Regions from separate parts of the Homo sapiens genome. Here region 2 is linked to region 1. A link is a loop called in an ENCODE intact Hi-C map of the cell type or tissue named here. Cell type or tissue: mammary epithelial cell. All regions are shown on one strand. Each heading gives the region's core, and the rest is flanking DNA. Links, peaks and the distances in the headings are about the cores only. Region 1 holds the start of ZSCAN16-AS1 (ZSCAN16 antisense RNA 1). Region 2 has its middle 10 kb from the start of TRA-CGC2-1.

The links. A loop is a pair of places that touch in the nucleus more often than their neighbours do. Peaks named below come from ENCODE experiments on the same cell type or tissue, not always from the same donor. Only the 100,000 strongest peaks of a DNase experiment are listed, where the experiment ranks them.
Region 2: a loop joins it to region 1, with 23 times the contacts of the local background. A loop is called at or near these places in 9 of 110 quality-filtered maps.

The regions. Positions count from the first base shown.
Region 1 is chr6:28,122,796-28,138,858 of GRCh38, reverse strand. It overlaps ZSCAN16-AS1 (ZSCAN16 antisense RNA 1), which reads left to right and starts at 1,543. Exons shown (of 2, transcript NR_103456.1): 1 at 1,543-2,114; 2 at 15,648-16,063. ZSCAN16 (zinc finger and SCAN domain containing 16) reads right to left here and starts at 14,250. Exons shown (of 4, transcript NM_025231.3): 1 at 14,182-14,250; 2 at 13,029-13,446; 3 at 11,938-12,076; 4 at 8,777-9,429. The coding sequence starts at 13,415. The coding sequence ends at 8,909. RefSeq lists enhancers at 1,183-1,372, 14,105-14,606. In mammary epithelial cell, for the core only: no CTCF peak of the experiment used is centred there; DNase peaks (open chromatin) are centred at 1,458 and 1,988; H3K4me3 peaks cover 1,811 bases; H3K27ac peaks cover 1,801 bases.
Region 2 is chr6:28,676,276-28,692,338 of GRCh38, reverse strand. No RefSeq gene overlaps it. Among named protein-coding and RNA genes, the nearest start is that of TRA-CGC2-1, 10 kb to the right of the region's middle. In mammary epithelial cell, for the core only: a CTCF peak has its summit at 7,932 (motif pointing right); no DNase peak of the experiment used is centred there.

The sequences.
Region 1 (16,063 bases), core at 202-4,201:
AGCAGGGGAATGCCAAGCTTAGGCCCCTCTGTGGGCTTTGGGAACATAAGCTTTGGGAACAAGGGAATATAAAGCTTATGATGCCTGTGTTATTAAGTAATAAAGTCTTCTGTCTCTGACGCAGGAGTCCAGTGTCTTCTGTTAGTATCCATAAAACTGTGGCAAGTTAAATTGTTAGCTTGCAAGTAGGGTAAAAGTTTCACAATTTTCAATATGGGGTAATCACTGTTAAGTTTGGAGTGCATCCTTTTCTTGTACAAATACCCCACAAATTATATCTATATAAACAAATTTTTTCAACAAAAATGGAATATATATTGTTCTGACACTCCTTTTGTCATTTGAACGGTTGAAAGGTATTCCTCAATAGCATATGTCATATGTAATTCTTCCGCCATTGATTTACATTGATAAACAAGTGTTTTCCTTTTTTTCTACCACTAGCGTCCTGTCTGCCTTTTATTGCCTTCCAGAATGACCTTCTCCCTATCCCATACCCCTGGTCATAATTCCCCTGTACCCCCAAGTCAAAGGACTTATCTCATTGCTCACTACTCAATCTAAACACTCGTCTATTATTCTAATAACCCCCTCTCAAGACTTTATTATTCGATTTTGCACTGATCACATTCTGTCTTATATTACTTGCTATGTTGCATTTGCTGTCAATAGATTAAAGCTTCCATAGTTGAGGTGTCGGTTCTGAGATCTCCTTCCCAGTTGCAGTAAGTGGCAGCCCTTGAAATATGCAGATGTGCCATACATTTCTGACAGGAAGAGTGGTTTGCCTTTTTTTGTCAAGTAGCTAATCAATCTGATTCATCCTCTCCCTGCAATTCTAGTCTTATTCAATAATTCCTTCTGCTTAGGTAGGTCCTCATTCACCCATGTACTTATCAAGCACCCACCATGTGACAGATGCCAAGTGAGGTGAAAGTGCTGGGATGAGCACCTCTGTGGATCTCACAATGACCATCCATCTTTTGCATCCTTCTTGGTTTTTCCTTTACCCAAGTCCTGCACTTCACTCTTTACCCGTGCTTCAGAAAAGCGGAAGTTGGTTAATTAATTCCATTTGTCTAACACGGATGAGAGTGACAGCAGACAAGGGGAAAGGCAGGGAAATTCCCTTAGACTGTTCTTACATGCACTCTCACACTTAATAGTCAAAGCCACCCTATGAAATAGACACTACGTTATTAGCCTGAGTTACATAAACGAGTAAACAGAGGCTTGGAGAAGTTAAAAATAAATTGCCCTCAGTCCTAACTGGAGAGTGGTGGAGTCAGAATTTGAATCCAGGTTTAAAGAATTCTAGTGCCGGCACTCTGCACCTATTTCTCTTTGGACACTCATTTCCCCTAAGGATCAGAGAAGCTCAAAGTAGGCCACTTTTCGTCTCCGTAAGTCCGCAAGGTCCTGCGAGATCACAGTGAGCAGGGCACCAGCAAATACAGTCTGCGACCGCGAGACGTAAAGGGAAGAACGCTCCTCGGCACCCCTCCCCAGTCTATCCTAAAGTCAAGAACGTCCGAGCCCGCCTTTCTCCGGGGGCGGGCTGCAATAAAACAGCAAAATCCTCCATTCCCCATCAGCGGTCGATTGGGGGCTCTTTCGAAGCGGCAGCTCTGTAGGACCGCTCTTCTACCCCAAGATCCCTCGGCTTCGGCCCCCTAGGTGCCAGGGTCTGCGGGACCCCACGCTCAAAGCCGCCGGCCGGGGTCGACAACTGCAGAGAGGGTCGGGATAGGAAATTGCGGGTAGCGGCAGATGCGGGTCCCCAGGCATCCCGGAGGTTCCCACAGGTCTGCAGTGGGCCTACTTTGCGAAAAGGGCCCGGCTGCGCCGAGCCTCGTTCAAATCAGATGCCAGACAGTGTTTCTTGGGATCCATCCAAATAGGTCCCTTATTTCTCTTTGTGGGAGCCCTGGGCCTCCTTCCAGGCCGGAACCCAAGTGCTTAGGCAGCCGGGAAAGGCCGGTCCCCTTTTTCAGTTCTCTCGCGACCTCTAGCCACTTCCGGTTGCTAACGGTTCCCAAACAGCCCCCGAAAACGCTACGTGAGCTGGGCCCTGGGCCAGAGGCAGAAAACGGACGGAAGAAAAGGTCTGGCCGGTGAGTGTCAGAGTGAGGGCGAGATTGGGTGGTGTTCTCTGCCGGTGGATAGGCTCGACCGTCCGGTTTGGGATTGGGGTTAGGTATTAGGGAGCGGTTCAAAATTATGCTAATTGTTAAGATTACGAGTATTATTTAAAAAGATACACAACAGCAACAATACAATGAGCCCACGAAGATCAAATGCCAGTTAACTGATTTAAGCAGCTTTGATAGGAAGAAAATGCTGAATTTAATGCTAACAAAAAGATCTAAGTGCGCTGTTAGGGGCTAAGACTTTAACATTATGGGCCAGCCACTGTTCTAAACCCTTCACATTTGGTCACTCATTTAATTCCTACTTTATGAGGTAGATATCATTATAATACTGTTTTACAGATGGGGAACCTGAGGCACAGAGAGAAAAATGTATTAGCCAAGGTCATATAACTAGTAACTGGCAGAACAAAGATTCATACCCAGGCATTCTTCCTTTAAATTCTGTACTCTGGCCTTTCATTGATAACCTGGTTTTATCAGCTTAGGAAATTTGCTATCCAGATGGAAGTATAAGTTTCTACAGAGATATGTTATTGCAGCAGTGTTCTGAATCTCATCGGGTTTGTTGGCAATTTGCCTTTCAACAAAGGGTTTTTTTTTTTTTTTTTGATAAGGGTGGCTTCCACAGAGATTTAAGGAGAACAATAAAAATTTTCATTTTAATAAATAAGCCCCATTTCAACGTCCCTTCTCCTGTATCATTCCTCTGATTCTTCTCTGTCGTTATTTGTTTCTATTAGGTTAAATCATTTTACATTTCTGGTATTTAACCATTTTGACCCACAAAAACAGGGATTTCATTTGTTTAACCTAATACAGAAACATCTTTTCAAGCAGAATTTAGGAATCTACAACAATGAGCAAGATTATATTTTCATCTCCAAAATGTACGTTAAGTCTGTTTGTTTCTCTTTATATCCACTGTGAACCCATGGTCCATGCCACTACCTTCTTTCACTTGGGTTACTACAGTAGCCTCTGGACTGATTTCCTTACTTCTGCTCTTTTCTCATTCTTGCCTCTTTAAGGAGCCAGAATGATCTTTTCTAAACAAACATTGGATTATGTTCCTCCCTTCTAGTAGTTCCCCATCACGTTTAGAATACACATCCTGGCCCCTGTTCACCTCTCTAACCTAATCTTGTGTCACCTTCCCCTTAATCCAGTGCTTTCAACACGTGGCCTTTTTCAGTTCCTGTAACACACCAAATTCATCCCTATTCAGAGACTTTGCATTACCTCTCCCTTTCGTGTGGAATGGTTTTCTGCAGAACTGAAGGTCAGTTCTATCTAATAAATAGGAATATAATGGGATTCACCTATGTAATTTAAAACATTCTTATTAATAGCCATATTAAAAATGTAAAAAGACAGGTGAAATTATCTTTAGTTTAAACCATCATATCCAAAATATTACTATATCAACATCTAATCAATATAAAAATTATTAATGAAATATCCTATATTCCATTTTTTGAAAGCCAGTGTATTTATACTTATTGGACATCTCAATTCACATATTTTCATAAATAATCTATATTGAGATTACATAAAATTTAAAATAAAAAAATAGATTCACATATCCAAATTATTTCAAACATACTTAAAAGTTATCTAGTGAATTATGAGTTTTAAAGTTTAATTAAAATTAAAAATTTAGTTCCTCAGTTGCAGAGCCAAATGTACCTCGTGGCTACTACACTGGACAGCACAGATTTAGATCAAGGATAAAATGTCTATATTCATGATTGGGTCAAGGGGCAAAGAAGAAAATTGCACCAGAAGTGTGGCAAGGAGGGAAGGGGAAGGTCTGCAAAAATGCAGTGTAAGCTGTTTATGCAAGTCACATTTAAGTCACATTACTAGTCCTCACTAGTAAATGAGGTAAGGCTTTCTAAAGTAGACTACTTTTTAGCATCAAGGCTGCATAGATTTTAGGTATGTTGGGAATAATTTTCTGGGGTAGGAAAAGGGTCCAGTAGTGCTGGTCACATGTAGCATTTCTTTCTTTCTTTTTTTTTTTTTTTTTTTTGAGATGGAGTTTCTGCTCTTGTTGCCCAGGCTGGAGTATAATGGCACGATGATCTCGGCTCACCGCAACCTCCGCCTCCTGGGTTCAAGCAATTTTCCTGCCTCAGCTTCCTGAGTAGCTGGGATTACAGGCATGCACCACCAGGCCTGGCTAATTTTGTATTGTTAGTAGAGACCCTGACCATGATGGTCGGGATGGTCTGGAACTCCCGACCTCAGATGATCCACCCACCTCGGCCTCCCAAAGTGCTGGGATTACAGGCTTGAGCCACTGTGCCCGGCCACATGTAGCATTTCTAAGTAGAATTTTATTGTGTATGATGTGGAAGAGTCGTAGAAATCTGATTATTTTCCTATAGAGCAGGGGTTCTCAACTGGGGGTGATTTTGCCTCTCAGGGGACATTTGCCTCACTCAGCCTGCCCACCAAATTGCCTGGAGACATTTTTGGATATCACAAGTGGGAAGTGCTAGTGACATCTAGTGGGTAGACGCCAGGGATACTGCTAAACATCCTACAGTGCAGAGGACAGCCCCTACATCAAAGAATTGTCTGGCCCAGAATGTCAATAGAAATAGTTTCTCAAGGTTGAGAAACCTTGCTCTAGAGGATCTGAATAAGAAAGACTGACATACCCACTCTTTTAAAACCTCAGCCTAACTCCCTTGTGATATTACCATGGGAAAAACAGGTTGTTTTGAAGCATTTCAGTTTCCATTTGTTTCCACTGTTGATGGATTTTGTGATCAGACTAAAATAGAATAATTTCATGCTCAAGATGAGAATGTAGACCATTTAATAAAGATAATATAGTGTGTGCTGTACACGTAAGACTCAAAGCACCTTGGGATCAGGAGCTGGTCTTTTTACCTTTATATGGCTTGTATCATATGATCCACTGTCTCCAACAATTGATGCCAATATATTAGAATCACTTGTCTATCTTTCCTATCTCCATCCCTTGTTTTATAGTTGTTCCTCTTTTCATCCTTTTCTTTTCATCAAATTATTATCTTTTCATCCCTTTCTCATTTTCCCCCTCTTCATCAATACCCACTGATACCTCCTATAGACCCTCCCTCAACACTCATCTATTTCTTCCATTCATACCTGTTGACACCCTTACTTAGAATTGCCAGTTCACTACCAACCCATCTGTGTCTGAGAGAGCTGTCCCCCATATTCCCTATAGCTGTCTGTTGTAATTACTGTCTTGTTAGTCCACGAAACTACAAAATATAAATTCTTGCCTCCTCCCTCAGAAAAAAAAAACCCTCCAAAAAGATATGAAGAACAATAACACATTTGCTTTTGACACAACTCTCTGAGGAACTGCTTTCCATGTTCAGGTTTTTTTTTTGTTTTGTTTTGTATTTTTTTTTTTCAGACCAGGTGCTGTCCATTCAGGATAGCTCTCTGCTAGAACTGATAGTGTCCAACATATTACACCTCCTCTTCCAAGAAGTGTGGCTGTGATTGAGCTGTGTTCTTTCCAACTAGTTGCACTCCCACCAGTTTCTTCTGTGGGTTTCTACATGCTTACTAAGACATTGCCTGCATCTCCAGAGTACCAGCAACTACTTAGATTTTCTTTGACCTCATGCCTCTTTTGCCTTTTGCCTGCAGTTATCCTAGATCCCACTGACTGTTCTTCTCTTACCTACATCATTCTAGGCTGTCTCTGGCCCCATGTCTTTATGTCCCTCCCTGACTCTTACCATTACCCTTCTGGTTAACATTAGACCAAACCTGTGGTGGGCACTGTGGTGGCAATTTGGAATCAACATAAAACCTAAAAAGGGTACAATGGTTATAGTGCTCCAGACTACTCTTCACTCAGCCTTTAAGGGTGCAGGACTCTAAGACTAGAACAGTTCTTTGTACATAATAGGTATTCAAAACTACTAGCTGAACGGAATGTTCTGTCATATATAGCAGGAGTCCCCAAGTCCCTACCGTGGCCAGGAAAGCAGGAGGTGAGGGGCCAGTGAGCAAGCAAAGCTGAGCTCTACCTCCTGTCAGATGAGCAGTGGGATTAGATTCTCACAGGATCGCAAACCCTATCGTGAACTGCACATGCGAGGGATCTAGGTTGCGCTTTCCTTATGAGAATCTAATGATAAATGAAACAATACCCCCTTCCCTATCCTTGGAAAAATTGTCTTTCACGAGACCAGTCCCTGGTTCCAGAAAGGTTGGGGACTGCTCATACAGAGGATAAAGGAAAATCAGTCTGTCATGTGTTTACCAATTTTAGGAAACCTAATCTTAGGATAGCCAAAATCATCTTTCTTACCATTGCAGAAGCCTCCCTAAATTCAAGGATCAGAAACATGAGTTTCCCCTTTAAAGACTCTGAGCAGTTTCTAAGCATTGTAGTGTTTCTCAGAAAGACTAAAGGTAAAAGGGGAAAAGCCATTATTCAGAAAGCACCTAACTTTATTTTTAAAATAAGGATGTTTCTAATACTAATACTAAATATTTCTTACTTTACTTTTCTCTTCATGACCATTAAAGAAAATCCTTTCTTTGAGTGTTTCAAATACTTTGAAATATTACTCAGGTAAATATAGTAAGTTATAAAACAAGTATTCGTGTGAAACCTGACATTTAAAAGATGTGTTGATGTAAGATACTCAAAGTAAATATACATTTTTTTAAAGGACCATTATGTTAAAGGGACATAAAAGCTCAGTTTATCTTTAGGGCATTATGAGAAATACCTTAAGATTCATTTTCTTGGCTGGGCATGGTGGCTCATGCCTGTAATCCCAGCACTTTGGGAGGAGGATGGGAGGATTGTTTGAGGCCAGGAATTCGATACTAGCCTGAGTAACATAGTCAGACCCTATCTCAAAAAAAAAAAAAAAAATCCAGATATGGTGGTGTGCACTTGTAGTCCCAGCTATTTGGAAGGCTGAGGTGGGAGGATTGCTGGAGCCCAGGAGTTCAAGGCTGCAGCCAGGAGTTCAAGGCTGCAGTGAGGTATGATTGTGCCACTGTACTCCGGCCTGGACAATGGAGCAAGACTCTTTCTTTCTTTATTATTATTTTTAAAAGATTCATCTTCCTACAGTTATAGACATAAAAATGATTCTTATAGTTTTCCTGATCTTAAACACAATGATAAAGCAGTTGTTCTTAATAAATATCTTCAATTGAAATATCTTAATTGAAAACAAGAGATTTGAAGAGATTAGATCACTTCTTTCCTGATTGTTTTGGTGATCCTTATTCCTAGAACTAAGTAAAGAACCAGAGCTCTGCTCTTGGCAGTTTGATTGGTGGTGTGAATTTGAATGTGCAAGGCCTATGGCCACAATTCCTATCATGCTATAAGATTCTCAAATTAGAGATGTGGCCAGGTGTGGTGGCTCACACCTTTAATCCCAGCACTTTGAGAGGATGAGGCGGGCGGATCACTTGAGTTTGAGACCAGCCTGGCTGACATGGCAAAATCCTGATAAAAGTACAAAAATTAGCCAGGCATGGTGATGCATGCCTGTAATCTCAGCTACTCAGGAGGCTGAGGCAGGAGAATCGCTTGAACCCGGGAGGTGGAGGTTGCAGTGAACAGAGGATCACTCCAGCCTGGGCAAAAAAAAGAAAAAAAAAAAAAAAGGTGTGTATCTGTGCTGTCCAATATAGTGGCCACTAACATGTAGCTATGAGCACTTGAAATGTGAGGAACTGAATTTTCCATTTTATTTGAGTTAATGTGGGTACTGGCCACCAATCTGGACAAACTGGACCAAGTTAGACCAACCCCTTCCTATCTCCCTCAGTTTAAAATAACCTGAAATCCAGAAAAGAAGTTATATCTAGTTATAGATTCCTTCCTCTCCCCAGCAGCTCCTAATGATCACAGACTGCCTCCTCCTCCATTTTGTTTTCCTCAGCCTTTTTTTCTTCTTTTTGAGATAAGGTCTTGCTCTTGCCTAGGCTGGGGTGCAGTGGTGCGATCACATCTCACGATAGCCTTGAACTCCTGGGTTCAAGTGATCTTCCCACCTCAGCCTCCTAAATAGTTGGGTGGAACTACAGGTGTGTGCCACCATGCCTAGCTAATTTTTCTTAAGTTTCTGTAGAGGTGGTGTCTCGCTGTGTTGACCAGGCTGGCCTCCTGTCTTCTGATGGCTTATTCTTTATCATTGGCAAACAAAAATTTCCAAAAAATAATCATACTCCCCATTTTAAGATAAAAAAGGGATGTTGAGGCTATTATATGAGTAATGGTGGAAAACAAATAATTAGCATTGTTTTATATCTTAATCTCAAAAGTAGTTTTCATCAGTTTTAACTTGTCGAAACATACCTGGTAAGCCTCTATTATCATCTGTACTTTACAGAAGGGGAAATGAAGGCAGAGAAAAATGTGTATGTCTTGTCTTGCCTAAAGTCAGACACTGAATGGTCAACTAAAAAGGACCTGGAGCAGAGACAGAATTAATTCACTGTCTTTCATCCAGGAACCATTGATCTTGGGCTGCAGGTGAGCAGTGTTGTCAGTGGACAAGGCTTTCTGAAAGAATTCTTGATTCCCCCTCAAAACTGAACTAATTTGAAATAAAAGGATATTTTACTCAGGTAGATTCTTTGGTCCAGAGAAGTTTAATGATGACTGAAGCTTTGACCACATTGAGGAAACTCAAGGTTTCTAAAATAGATTCTTTGATAACTAGTTAGGCCTGAGTGTCCAAAGAACTTTTGATATTACTGCTATATTAGTAGAGTTTATTTGCGGTATGAATTCTTTGATGTCTAATAAGAGCTGAACTTACTCGGAAAGGCCTTCCACACTCATCACATTCATAGGGTTTTTCACCTGTGTGGATTCTCTGATGCTGAATAAGACCTGTGCGCCCACTGAAGTCTTTCCCACATTCTTTACATTTATAGGGTTTTACTCCCGTGTGTACTCTATGATGTCCAATGAGATGTGAGCGCTGAATGAAGGCTTTTCCACACTCATCACATTTATAGGGCTTCTCTCCCGTGTGAGTTCTCCTGTGTTTACTAAGGTCTGAGCTATGACTGAAACTTTTCCCACATTCATCACATTTATATCGTCTTCTTTCCCTCTGTTGCCATTCTGATCTGCCCTCATTTTCAATAATATCTTTGGACTTAGGATGCTGAGGAGTATCTTTGTTCAGTCTGTCATTTATCTCCCCAAGGAATTCCTTGTCTTTGGGCATATCTTCCTTCTGGAACAACTCTTCATTCTTAGTCCTAGTTTTATCACCTGTAACAAACAAACAGTACACAAACGGGTCCTATTCTATGTTTGAGAAGCAAACAGCCTATGGAAGAAAGAACATGTAAATGTTATAAATGTGTTATAAAATAATGAGAAGTCACATACAACACACATATCAAATATTTGGTACCATCTTATTTTTGGTATCATCATAGCACAGAGTCACAATGTAAGGAAGAAATTAAGAATTAAGGAAGATATCAGCAGAACAAGTTGTTTGAGAGTAGATTAAGAGAAGAAAAGGCAAAAATAGAGCTCAAGAGATAAGTTAGCAATACTATGTAAGGGAAGACGGATAAATGAGGGGACTATAGATATGCCAAGGATAATTAGAGAGACTGGAGAACAGAGATGGGGAGGGAGGTAAAAGTTTGGGAGAAACATGCAGGGGCCTGAAACATAGGTGGCAAGTAAAATCAAGTAAAAGTGAATGGAGAGGATAATAGGATTTGGGGTCTGAGAGGAATATAGTGAATAGGAACCATCCAAGGAGGGGAGTGTGTTTGAAGGATAATAATTAGCTGGAAGCAGGAAGCATGACAACATGCAGGTCAGAGTAAATAGAGGAATGAAAAGGAATAGGAAATGACAATGGATAGTCAGTGTATATGCTGGGTAAAATATTTTTTCCTGAAACTGATGTCCTTGCTGTCATCACCTCCTGTCTAAATCCTAGCTCGGTGGTTTCTAACCTTATTGTGCATCAGAATCAGCTGGATCGTTTATTAAAACACACATTGCTGATTTTCCCTCCTACAGACGACTCCTTATCAGAATCAAACTCAGAGCAGTTGCTATTCTTAGAATGTTATTCTCTGATGCTATTTTTTTTCACCGTTTCTTTGCCTAAAATGTCACCCCCTTTCAGCTCCCACCTGACCTTCTCAGCTCAAGCAAGCCTACTCTGTGATATTTTTGCAGGTGCACCTCAGGGATAGCTATCCTCTTTGTAGTTCACGGTGTATCTCTAGTATGGTAATTATTACACTATTGTAAGTGCTCACTCTCCTGCTTCTTGAAGAGAAGTAATGTAAGTGTCTAACCTTTGGATTCCTTACATTTAGTATAGTGTCTGGCATATAGCTGCTATTTAGTAAATACTCAGTGAAAGATGAATGAATCAAAAGACAGGTTGAGCCAGGCACAGTGGCTCATGCTTATAATCCTAGCACTTTGGGAAGCTAAGGTGGAAAGATCACTTGAGCCCAGGAGTTTGAGACAAGCCTGGGAAACATAGTGAGACCTCTCCTCTAAAAAAAATAAAATAAAATAAAAATAAAAAAGAACAGATAGGAGGTTCTTAACGTCACTTCTAAAGCCAAACAGTAACCAGCACTCCACTCCTAGAGTTAAAGCACTGAAAGGCTTCTTTACATTACATATAATTAAATGTCATCCTTTCCAGATAGCAGCTAGGAACATCTTAGCTCAAAATAATTTTTCAGATTAGACAAATCATCTGGTAGGGATCCTACAGGATGGGATATTGGTAAAACTTAAGTAGTAAGAATACAAAATAGGCTAGAGTATAAGGAACTACCCGGAGAGGCATTATTAGACATGGGAGCCTCTAGAGAAAGGGTGGTGAGCACTGAAAAAGGTAGGGTTTGGATAAACTGGAATTTAAAATTCACCAGCTTTTTAATGTAGCCTGGGGATACACTAGACACCCTAGTTTGTAATTAGGGAGCTGGGATGGGGGATAAAACCCAATTAATTTGACATGCAGATAAAAACAAGAAACTTTGCTGTATTGACTGATCATTGTCTCTCTTCCCTACTTCTTTCATCATGGGAATGTGTTATAGATTGACTTGTCTTCCTCCACAAATTCATACATTGAAGCCCTAACCCCTTTCAAACATTACTGTATATGACGATAGGGCTTTAATGAAGTAATTAAGGTTGAATAAGGTCATAAGGGTAGGACCCTAATCCAATAGTACTAGTGTCCTTACAAGAGGAAGAGACACCAGGAGTGTGTGTGTACAGAGAAAGGCCATGTGAAGACACAGCAAGAGGTCTGCAAGCCAAGGAGAGTAGCCTTACTAGTAACTAACCCTGTAAGCATATTCATCTTGGACTTCCAGCCTCCAGAACTGTGAGAAAATAAATTTCTGTTAAGCCACCCATAAGTCCATGGTATTCTGTATGACAGGCCTCGCTGACTAATACAGAGTGCCATAAGTTCTCCTGTCTCAAAATGGAAATTTAGGGGGATTTGGAACAAGAATCATTAGATAACAACAGAATTATAAGGATATTAAATAAACTCCATCCTCATCCCTTGGGCCAAATAGCAGCTTTTTTGTCTAGTGAGAAACTAAAATATAACTCCATCATGGAGCAAGGGTAAGAGGAGGATAAAATTGTCCATAGTGAGGTGGAGGACAAGCAGGAAATCTTTAAAAGGAGAAGATGAAAGTGAGAAAGTTTTCCTCTAACCTAAGGAAGTACCTCTACCCTCATACACTCAGAACTGTTCCTGCTTACCATTCCTTTGTGGTTTCCCAGCTTCCTGCTCCAGCTGGGTCTTTTTGGGATGGAGCTGGACAGTCAGTGATTCATATGGCCTTCCCAAGGGGGCCAACTTGTCCATGAGTATGTCCCGTCTTTCTGAATTGCCTGGGACCTAGGGAAAATGAGGTGTGTAAGGTGAATTTTATGGAAACTTAAGTAACTTCAGATAAAACAATCAAATGAAACATCTTCCAGGGACATAGAAAGGGGGGACAAATTCTCATTTCATTGTAAATGGCAATAATGGCTAGGAGAAGGAACAGAGGCTAATCTCTACAATTCAGGACACTAGAGAGTAAAATTCAACGTCTCTTCTTTCATTGATCTGCAGAAGTCCAGGATCAGAGCACTGGGATTTGGAAGGTAGCTTAAAAATCATCTAGCCCAACTTCCAGCAAATGGGAGCATTTCTTCTATAACCATGCTATCCGATATGGTAGTCACTAGCAAAATGTGGTTACTGAGTACTTAAAATATGGCTAGTACAAATGAGATAAGCTAAATGTAAGATACATACCAAATTTTGAAAATTTAAAGCACAGATATCTAAAATACCTCATTAAAAATATTGATTACATGATTAAATATTGTGGGCTAAATAAAATATATATTTCACCTTTTTTTTTAATGTGGCTACTAGAAAATTTAAATACATATACAGCTTGCATTATATTTCTGTTGGACAGTCCTATTCTGCAATATCCTTGACATCTACTTGAATCTCCGCTTGAATACCTATATGGAAAGGGAGTTTCTTATGGGGTAGCCTATTTTATTTATGGGTATCTATGAATGGCAGAAAATTATTTCTTTTCCTCTGATACCTGATTGCCTTTTGGTAACTTCCCACTGATCCTAGCCTTCCAAACAGGCATAGAATCAGTCTAGTGACTCTCCTCTCTTTACCCAGCCACACTTTAATTATTTGACATAGGTAGTCAGGTCCCTTCCTATGCCTTGTTCTTTAGAGGATAAATATTTTCAGATGTTCTTTCATATGCCTTTTGCTTTGGCTCCATCCATATCCCCTGATCACTCACAGCCAGATGACTGCCCCTTCACACCTGCTTTCCAGGTTCATCAAGCTCTCTCTCCAGATCCTCCAGTACCGTCACTGCCTCCTCTCCAGTCTCTGGATGGTGTGCACGCACCCATGCTTGCAGGTCTTTAGGAAGAATGCTCAGGAACTGTTCTAGCACCAGCAGGTCTAAAATCTGCTCCTTGGTGTGGCATTCTGGCCTCAGCCACTGACGGCAGAGCTCCCACAGCTGGGTAAGAGCTTCACGGGGTCCAGGTGCATCCTGATAGCAGAGCTTCCTGAAGTGTTGTCTATAGAGTTCCCTCCTGTGAGGACTGCACTTTTGTGAGCTGGAATCCTGTCCCCAGTAATGGTCCTCTGCCTTAATTATCAGAAGTCCTTTTTGGTCCTCAGGTTCCAGGGCTGTGGTCATTCTGGGCTTTGCCAGGAGATTTATCCTCTATCTGGGATTGAGTCAAAGAGAATCTCTTAGAATCCTGCCTCAGAGACACTCCTAAGGCATAAAAAGTTGTTACCATAGAGAAATTACAAAAATTTCTGTGAACATAAACACATCATAATGAAGCCAAGCCACCAGAAGTCAATCAGAGAAAACAGTCTTATAGGAAGCTGAAACAAAACAAAACAAAACAAAACAAAAAACAGTGACGCAGGGATATGATTTGAATCTGTGCTCTATTGTGTAACTTAGAGGAAGTTATTTATCTGGACTAGAACTACAGATCCTCAGGTACAATTCTCATGTGTGTTACAGGGTTGATATACAGATTACATGAGAACGTATGCAACGTCCCTGGCATGGCAGCGGGCACTAGTAAGCACTAAATAAACGCCAAGTATTATTAACGGCTTTGTTAAAAGGCTCTTCATTCTGTTACCATGAGATGCACGGGCCAGCTTGTGCCCCCAGGATTCACTGGTTATAGGATATGTGTGCCAACCCTGGAAGGGGATCAGACAGATGCCTCTGCAGAGGAACCCGCAACCAGTGTCCCCCTTCCACCCATCCTCTCCCGGAAGGCTGGGCCAAATCCTCTCCTGTAGATCTGTTGGGGGGCGGAGGGAGGGACAGGAGTGTTACACTCTGCCCGCGACAGGGAGGTGTGGGGAGGGTGTTGCTGCTGACCACAGCTGCGTCTTGTCCCCTTTTCTCCACCTGGGAGCCGGGAGACACTCACCTTACGCGCAGGGAGGAACAGGTGCAACAGCTAGCGTCCTTTGGACAGCCCCGAACAAAGACTAGACTCAAAGACACCAATCGGCGCCCGGCCGCTTCAGCCGGGCACTTCCGGGCCGCTCTAGGAAGCTTCGCCTCTGTGGCAGCTTGAGTGCTTGCCTCCTCGGCCCTAGCCAGTGGAGGACCCGGCTTTTACGCCTCGTATTGATGGGATTGCGGGATCTGCGAGCAAGTCTTATTTGTACTTCTTTAAAACGTTTTTCGGTTTAATTATTGAGTAATATGGATAAGTAATGCATTCACATACATTTATTAAAAAGAGTAAATGTCCCCCAGCGTCTAGTTTGACAATATTTTTCGTGACTTGTATATCCTTCCGTAGATATATTACACCGTTATAGATTGTCCGCGCTTTTTCCCCTCTGCACAAATAGTAGCACTTCTGTACCTTTCTTATTTTTCTTTTTACCAGGTGGTCTTGGTAAAGGCTGTACATAAGTGTTTCCTTGATCTTGCTCTTTTTTAAACAACTGCACGGTATTCAACTGTGTATTATGTTCTATAATTTGTTAATAAGTACCCCATTGGTGGTCATGAGGTTGTTTCCAATTCTTCTTTTTCAAACATTGCTGCAATAACTTACTGTGAACTCACATCATTTTTCATGTGTAAGGATATATCCATAGTCTGTATGTCTAGAAAGGGAATTACTACAGCATAGAATAGGGAAATTTGTACTTTTGTTAATGCCAAATCACCAATCATAGGATCTACTAGCAGTATTCTTATTTACCTATACTTGTCAACACAGTGTTATAAAATATTTTGATCTTTGCCAAATTGATGGGTGAAAAATGCTCTTAGTTTTTTACTCCCTCTTCTCCTTTCTTACACAAATATTGATTTATCTACTATGCCAGGCACTATTGTGGAAGCTGGAACTAATTTTGAGCAAAACAATGCCCTTCCTTTCATGGAATTTATAATCTTGTGTGTGTGTGTATGTGTGTGTGTGTGTGTGTGTGTGCTGGGGAGGCAGGCAATAAACCAAAAAATATACATAGTGTATAGAGAGTGGATATCAGTTCTAAGGAGAAAATAAAGGAAATAGGGAATTTGGGGTGAGAATGAAGTGATGCAATTTAAATAGGATATTCATGGAGGACCTGACTAGGAAATTGACATTTGAGCAAAGATTGAGGGAGCTGAGGGAATGGGCCATCAGGGATAAAGATGTTTCAGGGAGAGGGATAACAAATGCAAAAGCCTGGAGTGGAGTGTGTTTTAAGTATTTTGGGCAAAGGAAGGGTGCTTGTTTTTCTGGAGCTGAGTGAGCAAAAGAGCGTTGGGTGGAGAGATAGTGAGAGCCTTGGGTGAGTGCAAGGGTATTTTTACTCTAAAATGATAAAATGATAAGCTACTCAGTTTATTTTCTTTTCTCTTTTCTTTCCTTTTCCTTTGTTTTAGGAGATGGGTCTCACTCTGTCACCCAGACTGGAGTGCAGTGAGTGGTGCGATCATAGCTTACTGCAGCCTGAAACTCCTGGGCTCAAGTGATCTTCTCGCCTCAGCCTCCTGAGTAGCTGGAGCTACAGGTGTGAGCTACCCAGCATGGCTCATTTGAGATTTCTGAGTAGAGAAGTAACATGATTAAACTTGGGTATTGAGATTATTATTTTGGCTGCTATGTTAACAGTAGACTTGAATGTGAAGGGGTTGGGCAAGGGCAGAAGCAGGGAGACAGGTTGGAAAGTTGGAGTGGGAAGGGCCTTTTTAAGAATAACACAAACCCCTAAAGACATAAAACTGAAAAGGCCATGGAGGAAAAGATAAATGAAACTGGCCTTGTAAAATTGAAATATTTGAATGAAAAAAGTAAAAAT
Region 2 (16,063 bases), core at 5,835-9,834, 550 kb before region 1:
TTGGACAATACCTGGCTTTCCTAGGCAGAGGTCCCTGCAGTGTATTGTGTCCCTGGGTACTTGAGGTTAGAGAATGATGATGACTTTTAACAAGCATGCTGCCTTCAAGTACTTTTTTAACAAAGCATATCCTGCACAGCCCTAAATCCACTAAACCTTGAGTCAACACAGCACATGTCTCTGCAAAGCACAGGGTTGGGGATAGGGTTACAGATTAACAGCATCTCAAGGCAGAAGAATTTCTCTTAGTACGGAACAAAATGGAGTCTCTTATGTCTACTTCTTTCTACATGGACACAGTAACAGTCTGATCTCTCTTTTCCCCGCATTTCCCCCTTTTCTTTTCAACAAAACCGCCATCGTCATCATGGCCCGTTCATCATGGCCTGTTCTCGATGGTCGCTGTCTCTTTGGAGCTGTTGGGTACACCTGCAGACTAACAACAGACAGAACAGGCACACAAGGATTAATATGAAATTTATAAGAGTAGTACTTCCGATGGTCTTAACCCAAGTGACAGGGTTAAGATTTGCAAGACCATCAGCAACTCCCGCGATTGCCTCAGTTCCTGGTACCAAATTTAAATGGGCTTTTGATGCTTCAAAAATTTGTTCTTTTAATTTGGAAATGTCTAAAGTGAGGTTATCTTCTCTTCCCTGTAGATGGCATCTAACCATGTCCCAGTGATGCTCAGACTCATTATAAACTCGGGGTGTAATACAAAAATCTGACCTATTTCAGTCACACTGTAACTGGAAACGATGTTCCAAGCTCATGAGTCTATCTCCCATCCAAATGACAGTTTGTCTAAGATCATTAATTTGATTTGCCAGTTTTTGATTAATACCAGATTGTGAATTCCACAATCTTGTAGAATTCTTTTGCCAATCGTTAACAAAGTTTACTGTCTGAACAGAAGAGTGCAATGCAACTCCTGCCACAGCGGCCGTAGCTGTGACTGCACTTAATCCGATAACACTGCAATTAAAGTAAAAACGAATCTTTTGGATCTATTTAAAATGCCTTTTAATACTTCAGTCAAAATATGGACAGATGGCGAGGCCTCCCACGGTCGGTGCATGGACACGGGGATCCACACGCCTTCTCTTGCTCTCACTAGCAGAATACAGTGCTGCCAATTAAAAGTCGAATCAATGCAAGTAAACAGTCTGCAATTTTCACAGGTTATAGTTTGGGAGTCTGGTTTAATAACTATATTTCCTACAACTAGCATATAAGGGGGCTTTACACAACTTTGTGAAGGAACCGTTAGACTGGAATTTAGGTTGATAGTGTAACACGGCTTATGATCTCTTGTTTTTATAGCTTGATTTCTAGACCAAATTCTAATATGGTAATGAGGCCACATTAAGCCTCCATAATTCTGGATGTTCAGGACCAGAAACAGGACTTATTATTTTTGGTCTTGGAGTAGAGATTTCTTTTTCTCCTCATTCTCAAGGGTAGAAAGACTATAATTTTTCGTGCTTATGTTTGTCTAGACTTTCTGTTATGTCGCTATCAACATCTGGACTCACTTGTGCACTGGGACATGATTGAGTTTGTCCTGTGCAATTGTGGTAGAATTGACCTCGAGGTGCCCTATCTATAACAGTTCCAAATTCATCGTTTTGTAATATCACTGCTCTATTGGCCACACATTCTTCCAAAACTAAAACTTCTGTGTCTTTTGATCCTTTGGGAATTTCCTTGGGGCAAGGTTTCCCTTTAGGCCTAAATTTTAATGATCTTTGATAAGAAAAGTCCTGTAAATAATTTACCTGTGGCCTGAGTGACATTCCACTTACCATGTGATAAGTAAATCTACTGGTGGTACTGAAAGTAGGTACGTTTACCAACCAATTTTGGATTGCAGGCATTAAACATCCTGGTGTTCTCCCTAGGCAAATAGGAGGATAACAATACCCAGTGGAAATATTTATCATCATTCCTTCTTCCTCAGGTTTGGCAGGGCAATAATCATCTGTGGGGCCAGGTAGCCACACGCTATTATTAACATATAATTCAATAGGATTATCCATCCATGTGACTCCTGAATTAAGGGCAGGAAAGGCACATAGGCCCAGTAGGTATAATTAGCTGCAGCTACTCCTGCAGGCATGGGGAGACACCACCGTTGATACAATCATCAAAGCTGCAAGCAGCATACTCTCTGGAGTTTGTGTCTCCTTTGTGTTCTCTAGACATTTTGTAGCTAACTGCGTCAGCTTCTTTAATTGTGCCCAAGTCAGCAGCTTTGTCTTCTTGGTGGATGGCAACTTCATCTATTCTTCTGACATCACCATTCTGTTCATCTTGTGAGTCGATGGTGCTCGATTGCTGTGTTTCCATCTCCGTGGAGGCGCTTTTCTTTGCATCTCCGATGGGTTCATTGTAGAACTTCAAATGTCTAGTGGGTATCCAAACAGGAAGCTGATTTTCTCCTGGTGAAACACAAGAAAAACCTCTCCCCCATGTTACCACCTTCCCTATTTCCCACGTCTAATTTTTGTTGTCTTTCCACCAAATCAGTTTTCCTTCATGTGGGCTGTTCTTTTTATCAGTAAGATGTTGTTCTGCAGAAGTAGTAGTCTGATATCTATAAATGTTTAAAACATTTAAAGTATAGAGTGCTAGATTAAGTTGCATCTGAGGAATGGTACACTCCTTACTGTCTCCCCCTTCTTTTTGTTTAACTAATTGAGTTTTGAGTGTTCTATTAGTTGTTTCAACTATGGCCTGTCCTTGGGAATTATAGGGAATTCCTGTTGTATGTGTAATTTTCCACTGATATAAGATTTTTTGGATTTTGGAAAGCTTTACTACAGTATCCTGGTCCATTGTCAGTTTTAATTTTTTCTGGAACTCCCATTACAGCAAAACGAGATAATAACTGTTTTTTTTTAACATGGGAAGTACTTTCTCCTCTCTGGCAGGTTGCCCATATGAAATGTGAATAAGTGTCAACTGTTACATGGACACATGATAATCTTCCAAATGAAGGTACATGCGTGACACCCATTTGCCATAACGCATTGGGACACAGACCTCTGGGATTAACTCCTACCTCTTGAGTGGGCAGGTGTAGGATTTGACACTGGGTGCAATGTTGTACAATATTTTTTGCCTGTTTCCATGTGACATCAAATTTGTTTTTTAATCCTGCTGCATTTACATGAGTCAAAGCATGAAGTTCTTGTGCTTTTATGAATGCAGATGATACCAGTAAGTCAGCTTGTTCATTTGCTTTAGTTAAAGGCCCTGGTAAATTAGTGTGTGCTCGAATATGAGTAATATAAAATGGGAAATTTCTTTTTCTTACAGTTTGTTGTAATAAATTGAACAGCTAGTTTAACTGATCGTCCATGCTATATTTAATTAGAGCTGTCTCAACATCCCTTGTAGCCTGTACTACATATGCAGAATCTGATACAATATTAATAGGTTGATCAAAATCTTATAGCACTATAATGACTGCAGCCAACTCTGCTCTTTGAGCCGATTGATATTGAATTTTGATTACTTGCTCTTTTGGCCCTGTGTAAGCCGCTTTCCCATTGCTGGAACCATCAGTAAACACTGTCAGAGCATTTTTTAAAGATTCATGTCTGGTAATTTTAGGTAAAATCCAAGTAGTCAATTTTAAAAACTGGAAGATTTTTGTTTTTGGGTAATGATTATCAATAATTCCCATAAAATCAGCAAGACCAATCTGCCATGCACCCGAATTAATAAAGGCTTGTCTAACTTGTTCCTTGGTTAAAGGAACAACTATTTTGTCTGGGTCGTTTCCACAGAATTTTATTATTTGTAATCTTGCCTGACCAATTAATGTAGCTATTTGATCCGAGTACAACGTAAAAGTCTTCATTGTACTGTGAGGAAGGAATGACCAATCCACAAGATCAGTATTTTGAACAATGATGCCTGTTGGAGAATGTGCAGGAGCAAAAATCAAAAGTTGGAGTGGGGCTAAGGGATCTGAAGGGGTGGCCTGCCCCTCCACACCTGTGGGTGTTTCTCATCAGGTGGGATGAGAAGCTAAGAAAAGAAATAAGACACAGAGACAAAGTATAGAGAAAGAAAAGTGGGCCCAGGGGACCGGCGCTCAGCATATGGAGGACCCGTGCCGCCGGTACTGGTCTCTGAGTTCCCTCAGTATTTATTGTTCACTATCTCTACCATCTCGGAGAAGGGGATGTGGCGGGACTATAGGGTAATGGTGGGGAGAGGGTCAGCAGGAAAAAATGTGAACAAAGATCTCTGTGTCATAAATAAGTTTAAGGAAAAGTGCTGTGCCTTGATGTGCACATAGGCCAGATTTATGTTTGACTTTACACAAACATCTTGGTGCATTAAGGAACAGTATTGCCGCCAGCATTTCTAACCTCCAGCCATAAGGCGGTTTTCTCTATCTCAGTAACTGGAACGTACGATTGGGTTTTACACCGAGACATTCCATTCCCAGGGAGGAGCAGGAGACAGATGCCTTCCTCTTATCTCAACTGCAAAGAGGACTTCCTCTTTTACTAATCCTCCTCAGCACAGACCCTTTATGGGTGTCTTGGGGACGGTCAGGTCTTTCCCTTCCCACAAGGCCATATCTCAGGCTATCACATGGGGAGAAACCTTGGACAATACCTGGCTTTCCTAGGCAGAGGTGCCTGCAGTGTATTGTGTCCATGGGTACTTGAGGTTAGAGAATGATGATGACTTTTAACAAGCATACTACCTTCAAGCACTTTTTTAACAAAGCACATCCTGCACAGCTCTAAATCCATTAAACCTTGAGTCAACACAGCATATGTCTCTGCAAGCACAGGGTTGGGGCTAGGGTTATAGATTAACAGCATCTCAAGGCAGAAGAATTTCTCTTAGTATGGAACAAAATGGAGTCTCTTATGTCTACTTCTTTTTACATAGATACAGTCACAGTCTGATCTCTCTTTTCCCCACAGGGATCTATTCTATTTATTTGCGCTGACTGAATTTTTTCTTCCACTTATTTAATTTCTTTTGTTGCCTCTGGGGTTAGTATTCTTTTACTATTTAAGTCTAGGTCTCCTCTTAAGATGGAGAACAAATATGACATGGCATAAGTAGGAATGCCTAGAGTTGGCCGAATCCAGTTAGTACCTGCTAGCAATTTTTGAAAGTCATTTAATGTTTTTAATGTGTCTTTTCTTATTTCTATTTTTTGTGGCTTAATTTTTCTATTTTCTATCTGCATACCTAAATAATGAAAAGGAGTAGAGGTCTAAATCTTATCAGATGCTATTGCCAGTCCTGCGTTGGCAACCTCTGCTTGCAGAAATGTGTAACAGTCAATTAATTTGTCTCTCGTTTCTGCAGCACATAAAATATCATCAACATAATGAATGATATAACAGTCTGAAAACTTATCTCTAACTGGTTGAAGAGCTTGATCTAGGAAAGTCTGACAAATTGTTGGACTATTAAGCATTCCCTGAGGTAACACTTTCCACTGAAACCTGGTGGCTGGTTCTTTATTATTTATAGCTGGTATAGTAAAGGCAAATTTTTCAAAATCCTGCTCCTCCAGAGGAATGGTAAAAAAGCAATCCTTCAGATCAATTATAATTAAAGGCCAGTCTTTTGGGATCATGGCCGGAGAGGGCAACCCGGGTTGGAGATGCCCCTTGGGTTGAATTACGGCATTTACGGCCCTTAAGTCAGTTAACATACGCCATCTGCCGGATGTTTTCTGAATTACAAACACAGGAGAATTCCAAGGCGAGAATGAGAGAATGAAGGCTCAATATGTCCTCTTTCGAATTGCTCCTTTGCTAATAAATGTAAAGCCTCCAGTTTTTGTTTTCGTAGTGGCCACTGATTTACCCATACCGGTTTTTCTGTTTTCCAAGTTAATGGAATGCGTTTAGGAGGCTCTACAGTGGTAGCCCCTAAAAAGGATACCCTATTCCTTTTCTTTCTCGATTTTTGTCACTCTGAATTGGGACTTTAATGCCATTTTCATTTTTTCCTAGTCCCTTTCCTGGTATATATCCATTTTAGTCATGATTTTTTGACTTGTGGGGCTGTATAATGGAGCCGGCATAGTGATTTCTGCACCCCATTGTTGTAATAAATGACCCCACGGATTAACAGGAAATGAAGTAATCATTGGCTGAACAGTACTTTCTTGATTATTCGGCCCTGAACAATGCAAAATCATAGTAATTTGATACACTTCTGAGGCAGTGCCTATGCTGACAAGTCCTGTAACAGCCTTTTGTTTAGGCCAATTTTTTGGCCACTGATTTAAAGCAATGATAGAGACATCTGCTCCAGTGTCTACTAACCCTTCAAACTGTTTTTTTTGAATAATGGCCTTACACACAGGTCTGCTCTCTGAGACTTGACTTGCCCAATATGCAGCCTTTCCTGCCAGATCAGTGCTTCCAAACCCTCCTGTTCTTTTATCTCACTGTTTCCAACTTTAATATAAGGCAGGAGTAATAATTTAACAATCCTGTCTCCTGGATTGCCACTCCAAGGAATTGAGGAGCTAATAGCCAATTGAATTTCACCTTCATAGTTTGACTCAACCACACCAGTATGAATTTGAACTCCCTTTAGATTTAGACTGGATCTTCCTAAGATTAGTCCTACCGTCCCCTCAGGCAGTGGGCCATATACCCCTGTGGAGATTTTTTGTGGGGGCTCCCCTGGAAGCAGAGAGACTGCTTGCATAGTACATAAATCTACTGCTGCATTGCCACTTGTGGCGGGGGACAATTGCTGTATTGTGGTAACTGGCTCATTCGCTGAGGCATTTGTGACAGTGGGGGTTGTCTGTGAAAACCCTGAGGAAAAAAGGGCTGAATTGGGAATGCCTCAGTTTGTTGTGGGGCCTGAGGCTGGCCCCTCTTCTCATTTCCCCACAATGGTTGCCCACTTTTATCAAATTTAGAAGGACATGGATTATCCCAATGTTTTCCTTTTTTACATCTTGGACATAAGTCAGGTGGCTCTATCTGTTGTTGTAGTAGCTTGAATATTTTGTTTGAGGCTGGGCAATTTTTTTAGATGAACAATTTGTCCACAATTATAACATTTTCCCCCAAATGTTCTAACTTATCGTCCTAAAGCAACTCCCGTTGTTGCTTGAGTCATAAGCATAACTTTATGCATAGCTCCTCCAATTCCATCACAGGCTTTTACATACTATGAGATTACATCTGATCCTGCTGGGACCTTTCCTTTTAATGGCTTAATGGCTGATTGACACTCAGGATTGGCGTTTTCCTATGCCATCAACTCCACTATGACCTTACAGGCATTCTCATCGGTGATTGACTTGGAGCCTTGCCGCAAAATCAGGCTAGGTCTCTTTAGAGCCTTGTTTTATTGTATTGAATGAGGGGAAGGCGGTTCCTGGGTCTTGGATTTTTTTCCCAGGCTCTAAGGCATATAGCTCTAACTTGCTTAATGGCCTCATTTTGCATTATTGCTTGTTGATTGGTAGTGCTCCAATTTTGACCTGTTCCTAATAGTTGATCTGCATCTATGTTAACTGGAGGATTGGCAGCCCTATTTTTTTGGATCTGTTCTTGTGCCCCATCAATTCACCAAGTCTTAAATTGTAAAAATTGAGAGGATGAGAGTGATGATTTGGCCAAAATCTCCCAATCATAAGGAATGAGTCTCTGTCCATGAGCAATGGAATCTAATAATATTTTCATATAAGGGGAGCTGGGTCCATACTGTTTTACTCCCTCTTTCATATCTTTTAGCATTTTTATAGAAAAGGACTCATATCTGGCCTCAGCTAGGGGAGGCACTCCCTCTTGGGCCCCTTCTCCAGGTGGTATCAGTTCTAATGTTACTGGGAATTGTCACGCCTCAGTATCTCCTTGTTTTCTTGCCTTATCAATAATTTTATGTAATGCACTATGCTGTCCACTAGGTAGTGCTGTAGGATTAAGTCTCACAGTGGACGGCTGAGGATCTAGAGCCCTGCCCTGTGGTGCTGGAAACATTCCTGGGTGTCCATACTGATTTTCTGGGGGCGGCCGATACTGAAGTTCGGCTGGCGGCCAGTATTGATAGGCTACTGGCAGTTGGGTCTTATTTTCTACCTGCTGATATTGTGGATACTGTATCTGGATTGGCATTGCCATGGCAGAGACTTTATCTTTTTCTATTTGATATTCTTCTGGGGTTTGTACTTGTCTAACCTGCATTTGAGGTTGCAATGTTACAGGCATCTGAACTGCTGGAAGAGGAGTTGGCCATTGTGGTTTAGACTCTGACGGCCCCGCTAATTTTGGACCCTTTTCTTCTAATTTTAATGTTTCAGGATATATTACTTCCTGTAATTGATTATAGTCTACATTTTGCATTGACCGAGTCATTACCAGCTCTGCTACATATTTACAATGTGAACTTTCCGTTCCTTTCTGAGATTCTATCCCAGCCTCTTCTTCACAATCGATTACACAGCTTTCAGGGGCATCAGAAACTGAAACGCTATCTTCTCCTGTTTGAAACAGTTCTAAAGCTACTTTAATAATGACCCAATCATTCCATACTGTAAGTGGGATGATTTTACCCTCCCTAATTGTTTGTTTTAATTCTTTGCCAATTTTTTCCCAATCTTTTAGATCTAAGGTTCCCTGTTCTAGAAACCATGGGCAGAATTGTTCTATTGTTTGAAATAGCATGATTAGATTTTTTGTAGAGACTCTAACTCCCCCTCTTTTTAAAAGAATTTTAATAGAGCTGAGATAAGAGGCATATTTACTTTCAGTTTGTCCCATTGTTACCCTAGGTTCTTCCGAGCGCACAAGCTTACAGCAAGGCTGACTGTAGACGTACTCGGGAATCTCTCATCGACTTGTCCTCAATGACTACGCTCTAGTGTACCTTCACCCTAGAGAAAAGCACCCACGTTGGGCACCAGATTAAGGGGTGGCCTGCCCCTCCACACCTGTGGGCGTTTCTCGTCAGGGGGGACAAGAGACTGAGAAAAGAAATAAGAGACAGAGACAAAGTATAGAGAAAGAAAAGTGGGCCCAGGGGACCGGCGCTCAGCATAGGGAGGACCCGCGCAGGTGCTGGTCTCTGAGTTCCCTCAGTATTTATTGATCATTATCTCTACCATCTCAGAGAGGAGGGCAGGCACTGGTCTCTGAGTTCCCTCAGTATTTATTGATCATTATCTCTACCATCTCAGAGAGGAGGATGTGGCACGACGATAGGGTAATAGTGGGGAGAGAGTCAGCAGGAAAACATGTGAACAAAGGTCTCTGTGTCATAAATAAGTTTAAGAAAATGTGCTGTGCTTTGATATGCAGGTACACAAACACCTCAGTGCATTAAAGAGCAATATTGCCGCTAGCATGTCTCACCTCCAGCCTTAAGGCTGTTTTCTCCTATCTCAGTAAATAGAACATACAATCAGGTTTTACACCGAGACATTCTATTCCCCAGGGACAAGCAGGAGACAGAAGCCTTCCTCTTATCACAACTGCAAAGAGGCCTCCCTCTTTTACTAATCCTCCTCAGCACAGACCCTTTGTGGGTGTCGGGGCTCGGGAAGGTCAGGTCTTTCCCTTCCCAGGAGGCCATATCTCAGGCTATCACACTGGGGAGAAACCTTGGACAATACCTGACTTTCAGTGTATTGTGTCCCTGGATACTTGAGATTAGAGAATGGTGATGTCTTTTAACAAGCATACTGCCTTCAAGCACTTTTTTAACAAAGCACATCCTGCATAGCCCTAATATATATATATATACATATAAACCCAGTCTTTGTCCTGGTGTAGGTAGTGGTATCTTTTACCACACTACAGGAAACGAATGCTCTCCTGTTTGTTGTTAGGTTTTATTTTTGCTTTGTGGGCATTGGATGGGGCCAGAACGGGGGGAGGAGCCTGGGTTTAAACGTGATTAATTTAAGATGCCTACAAATTTAAGATTCGGTCTTGAGAATGTATTTGGCAAGCACAGTCTAACAACTCTGAGACTGCAACTCTGCAGGAATCCCTGACTGGGATTCTTATTAATTATGTAGCCACAGAGGAGAGGAACAGTAGGTAGAGTGAGAATTGAAAGGGTTAATTGTGATTTGAAGATTGGGAGCTCATTCGTGGTATTCATGGAAAACCTTAGGGTAAGCTACAGTAATCTTGGCTCTGTATTCATTCTGGACAGCATAATGTTCTTGGAACCTATTTAGAAATCCGAGGAAATATTAGAAATTCAGGTGAGGTTATTGCTATCTGCATTTTGCCCTCCGCAGCCCTTACAAGACTCTTCACGTTCAGAGACATCCCATGAAGTGGTTTTGAACCTGAAAGGATCCCACTTGTCTGGCAAGGTCTCTTGGTTGGTCCAAAAGGCTCATCAGACTGCTAGAATGTAAGAATAGAAAATAGAGAAAGGACAGGTCTCACCAAGGGAGACAACTAAGGTGGTGTCACACCCACAGGTGTACAGGTATCTATGTGTAGGGTGGGGAGATGGAGCAGGTTTTAACTTGGCTTGTAGTGTAGAGCACAACTAGCATGATGTCTAGTGTCCCTGGTAAATGATTACTTTCCATTGTGACTAGAGCAAACTGTATTCAAAGTAGACTCGTATATTCCTCATATGGAAGACTTTTTTCCCTGTCTGCCTCCAGCTGTATCTCCAAAATTATTTAATAATTTTTTTGTGGCAAGTTCCAGTCTTTGAATAGCATTATTGAAACATCTATTCAATGGGAAGTTGTGGGATTAACTCATAAATTACAGAATTTTCTGAGAAACCCAATATTTTACTCAAAAGACAGAATATAACCATGCTTAATATACAGTATTCAGAAAACTCTAAAACATATGTAGCATGTGTCTAACCCATCTGTGTCATAAGAGAAAATAGAAGCCCATTGGGTGCTGTTTTGGAAGGAGTCACATAGAAAGCATGTTAGAATATAATTTGAGTGTGTTGAAATATCATTGTACACACCAAGCATGATGTTCTTTGATATCATAAAAATCCTTTTACATGGTCCTGGCTTTTGTTTTCGTTTGTTTTGTTTTGTTTTTCAGATAGAGCCTCACTCTGTCACCCAGGCTGGAGTGGCATGATCTTGGCTCACTGAAACCTCCTTCTCTTGGGTTCAAGTGATTCTCCTGACTCAGCCTCCTGAGTAGCTGGGACTACAGGTGTGCACCCCCATGCCCAGCTAATTTTTGTATTTTCAGTAGAGACAGGGTTTCAGCATGTTGGCCAGGCTAGTCTCAAACTCCTGACCTCAAGTTATCTGCCTGCCTAGGCCTCCCAAAGTGCTGGAATTACAGGCGTGAGTCACCATGCCAGGCCAACATGGTCCTGTTTTACAGATATAAAAAGAATAATGAAATATGCTCCAAAATTTACCCTATCTCACCAACTTTTAAATGGCATTAGATTACATACCCAGATTATAAGACTGCAAATCATGGGTCCTTTTCTCATAACATTATACTATACACACACATACTCATACACAATTTAACGGTTTTCCTTAATTTCAAGTGTTGTGTTAGATATCGAAGACAGCATTCAATTAGACAGAAAATAAATATAATACTATAGGTCATTTTTTTTTACAAGTGTTACAGAAGCATTTTAGTCAAGGCCCATTGTAGGTATTGCAAAGGCTATTTGTTTAAGGATGTTTCAATTTTTCATTTAGCATCTTTGATAAAAAATTCCACTATATATCATAGATTAATTGCCAGAAGTTAAGTTAAGTAGCTTCTATCATTTCTGCAATTTGGCATGAAAAAGGACCACAAGAAACAGAGCAATCATGAAGGGACCAAATCTAAGGAACATGATGGCTTTTCAGTTAAGACATATGGTTGTCCTGTGCCAGAGTTGCTCTCACTTCTTTTACACAGTGGAGAGTGTAAGGACAAATTTGTTACTTGCTTTAACAATCTTTTTTTTCCAAGAATCTCTTATAATAAAGTAATATTTACCAATATTGAAGGAAAAAATAAAACACCTTCTAAAATATTTGAAAACGATTATCTATAAGTAATGAACTGGGAAAGAAGAGAAGGCAATATGGTTCTTCAAGTTCACTCTTCCCGAAATCACTGGTCATGGTGATGAGAGTTGGGGTGGAAAAACCTGAGGCAGGAACTATGGTTTATCATAAGAAATTAAATTTGTTTATATTCTTCATGATAATTCACTCAATGTTTACTTTCTTATTAGGGCTTGTTTAGGAAAATATTTCAGAACCTGTCTCCTACTTATTTACCAATCAGAGAAAATAAATGTGGTGATATTTCCAAATGCTCCTATATACATACACACATTCATATAGATAATATGTATTATAGTATATATATAAATTATGTACACATGCAAATACACACATAACCACCCGTCATGAGGTGTCATTCATCCATACATTTTCCATGGATTATCTAATTTAATTCTAACAAGTTATGAGTAAATACTGAGCTCAAGATTGAAATCAGATTTTATCTTACTTTAGAGACTCTAACATTTTATAATTATATAATTGATAAAAAAGTCACTTCTTAAAGTTGATAGTTATTTCTGTTGTATATGTTAGCTAAGAAAAATAGCAAGATAATACAATTTCTTTAGCATGGCAAATTATGTACATTTAAAACCATAGTCATTATCTTACTGAAAATAATAATTTGGGACTAATAGACAGAATATAGAGTGAGCTCAAATAACTTAATGGGGGAAAAAATCAAATAATCCGATTGAAAAATGGGCAAAAATCTGAGTAGACAATTCTCAAAAGAAGACATACAAATGGCCACGAGGTATATTAAAAATGTTCTTCAGATGTTGGAGTGCTCTTAAAAAATGAAAAAATGCTCAACATCATTAATCATCAGAGAAATGCAAATCAAAACTATAATGAGATATCATCTCACCCCAATTAAAATGGCTTTTATCCAAAAGACTGGCAATATCGAATGATGGTGAAGATGTGGAGAAAGGGGAAATCCTTGTACACTGTTGATGGGAATGTAAATTAGTACAACCACTATGGAGAACACTATGAAGATTCTTTGAAAAACTAAAAACAGAACTACCACATGATCTGGCAATCTCACTGCTAGGTATATATCCAAAAGAAAGGAAATCAGCATATCAAAAAGATATCTGTACTTCCATGTTTATTGCAGCACTATTTACAATAGTACTTCCACGTTTATTGCAGCACTATTTACAACCTAAGTGTCCATCAATGGATAAATGGAAAAAGAAAATGTGGTACATATGCATAGTGAAATATTATTCAGCTATAAAAAAGAATGAAATCCTGTCATTTGCAATAACATGGATGGAACTGGAGTACATTATGTTAAGTGAAATAAGCCAGGCACAGAAGGACAAATTTCGAACATTCTCACTCATAGGTGGGAGCTAAAAATTAAAACAATTGAACTCATGGAGATAGAGAGAAGAATGATGATTAGCAGAAGCTGGGAAGGGTAGTAGGGAGGGGGTTCTAAAGTAGGGATGGTTAAATGGGTGCAAAAATATAGTTTGATAACACAGTAAGGTGACTGTAGTCAACAATAATTTATTGTATATTTTTAAATAATTAAAAGAGTGGAATTGGAATGTTCCTAACACAAATGATAAATGTTCGAGGTGATGAATACCCAAATTACCCCAAAATGATTATCATATATTGTATGCCTGTATCAAAATAACACATATACCTCATATATCCACCTATTATATACCCATAAAAATTAAAAATTAAAAAAGAAATTTAAAAAAAGAATAATTTGTCCACCCAAAGTCAGGACAAACAGCAATAATAAAGGAAAAAAAGCAGAATCAATATAGAAAAAAATTACAATTTTTTTGTTAAAAAAGTGCAAAATTACATTTATGTTCTGATAATATAATTTTCTATATCAAGAAAGAAATAGATGTAACAAAAAACCCATATTAAAAAGTTCATACAAAGGCTAAGTAGGAAATAAATGTATACCAATGTATTAGTTATCTGTTGCTACATAATAAATTACCCTGTCTTTTGTGAGCCAGTCTCTGAAGTTATACAACTCATTTGCCTCATTCTAATCAATCACTCATAAGAACAGTATTACACATTAAAACAACACTGACTATGAAGCAAGATTGGCCATCAGCTGATAATAAAGCTGAGTAATGAATAGATGGGAATTCATTATAATATCTTTTTGCTTTTTTTTTTGGAGACAGTCTTGATCTCTCGCCCAGGCTGAAGTGCAGTGGCACCATCTCGGGTCACTGCAACCTCCGCCTCCCGGGTTCAAGCGATTCTCCTTCCTCAAATCCCCTAGTAGCTGAGACCACAGGCACGCGCTTCCATGCCTGGCTAATTTTTGTATTTTAGGTAGAGATGGGGTTTCACCATGTTGGCCAGGCTTGTCTCGAACTCCTGACCTCAAGTGGTCTGCTCGCCTCGGCCTCCCAATGTGCTAGGAATACAGTCGTGAGCCACTGCACCCAGCCTTTTTGCTCCTTTATATGTTAAAATAGTCTCCGATAAAGAGGAAAAGAAAGGAAAAACTACACTGATTGCTTCACAAGAAGAAACGGCCAATCCAAATAGGCCTATATCAATTAGAGAAATTGAATCTATAATCAATAACCCTCTAAAACAGAAAGGATTAGGATCAGGTAGGTTCATTGGTGAACTCTAACAAATATTTTAGGAAGAAACTTTACCAACTCTTTCATTATTTAGTGAAAATAGAAGCAGAGACAATAATTTCCAACTCATTCTATGAAGCCAGCATTATATCCTAATACTGAAACCAGACAAAGACATTACAAAAGAAAGCTACAATGCAATATCTCTCATGAACATAGAAGCAAAAATCCTCAACAAAATATTAGCAAACTGAAAGCATAAAGTATAAAAGGAGGTCGGTTGGGGCGTCAGGGGGCTTAGGGGAACTCTGTACTTCCTCTGTTTTGCTGTGAACCTTAAACTGCTCTTTTAAAAAAAAGATTAGTATTAAAAAGTAAATTAACAAATATCAGGCTCATTTTCTGTGTTGTGTAATATTCCAATTTAATAAACTAAGGCAGCCCAGCTGTTTTTATCATCTACTGAAGAGCCAGATTTTCTTCTCAAATTGTTCAGTAATAAGAAGATCCTTCCCTCATGGGAGCACCCCGCAACATGAAGTTTCCATGTCAGTGGTCATGTAGTTTTCCATAGTCTCTGCATCCTCACCATTTTTTTGTTTTGTTTCGTTTTTGAGCCCCGGTCTCACTCTGTGGCCCAGGTGGGAATGCAGTGGCACGATCATGGCTCACTGCTCCTCCACCTCCCGGGCATCGTCCCACCTCAGCCTCTTTGGTAGCTGGGACCACAGGCATGTATCACCACTCCCAGCTAATTACTATTATTATTATTATTATTATTATTATTATTATTATTATTATTATTTTGTAGAGATGAGGCGGAGTCTCACTTTGTTACCCAGGCTGGTCTTGAACTCCTGGGCTCAAGCGATTCTTCTGCTTTATCCTCCTAGTGCTAGAATTACAGGCATGAGCCACCACACCTGGCCTCACCGCCATTTTAAAAGACAATATTGAAACAGGTTTCTATGTTTCAAGGAAGCTGCTGTGAAAGCAGAGGGAGCAAAAGACATTAAAATATCTCAGTTATCTCCCAAGTAGCCAGAGCTGAGATTTGGACCTGGATTATGACCCTGTTTTATGGCAGCATTTTTGACAGTCTAGAAGCAGAGTCCGTAGGAGTAGCCACACAGTACTGGATCTCTCACATTTTTTATGAGGAGATGCAGCTTTGTGGACTGGCCAATCCTAATCGTTGTTTTTTTTTTTTTTTTTTTTTTTTTTTGAGATGGAGTCTTGCTCCGTCTCCCAGGCTGCAGTGCAGTGGCACGATCTCGGCTCACTGCAAGCTCCGCCTCCCGAGTTCACGCCATTCTCCTGCCTCAGCCTCCCGTGTAGCTGGGACTACAGGCGCCCGCCACCACGCCGGCTAATGTTTTGTATTTTTAATAGAGATGGTGTTTCACCGTGTTAGCCA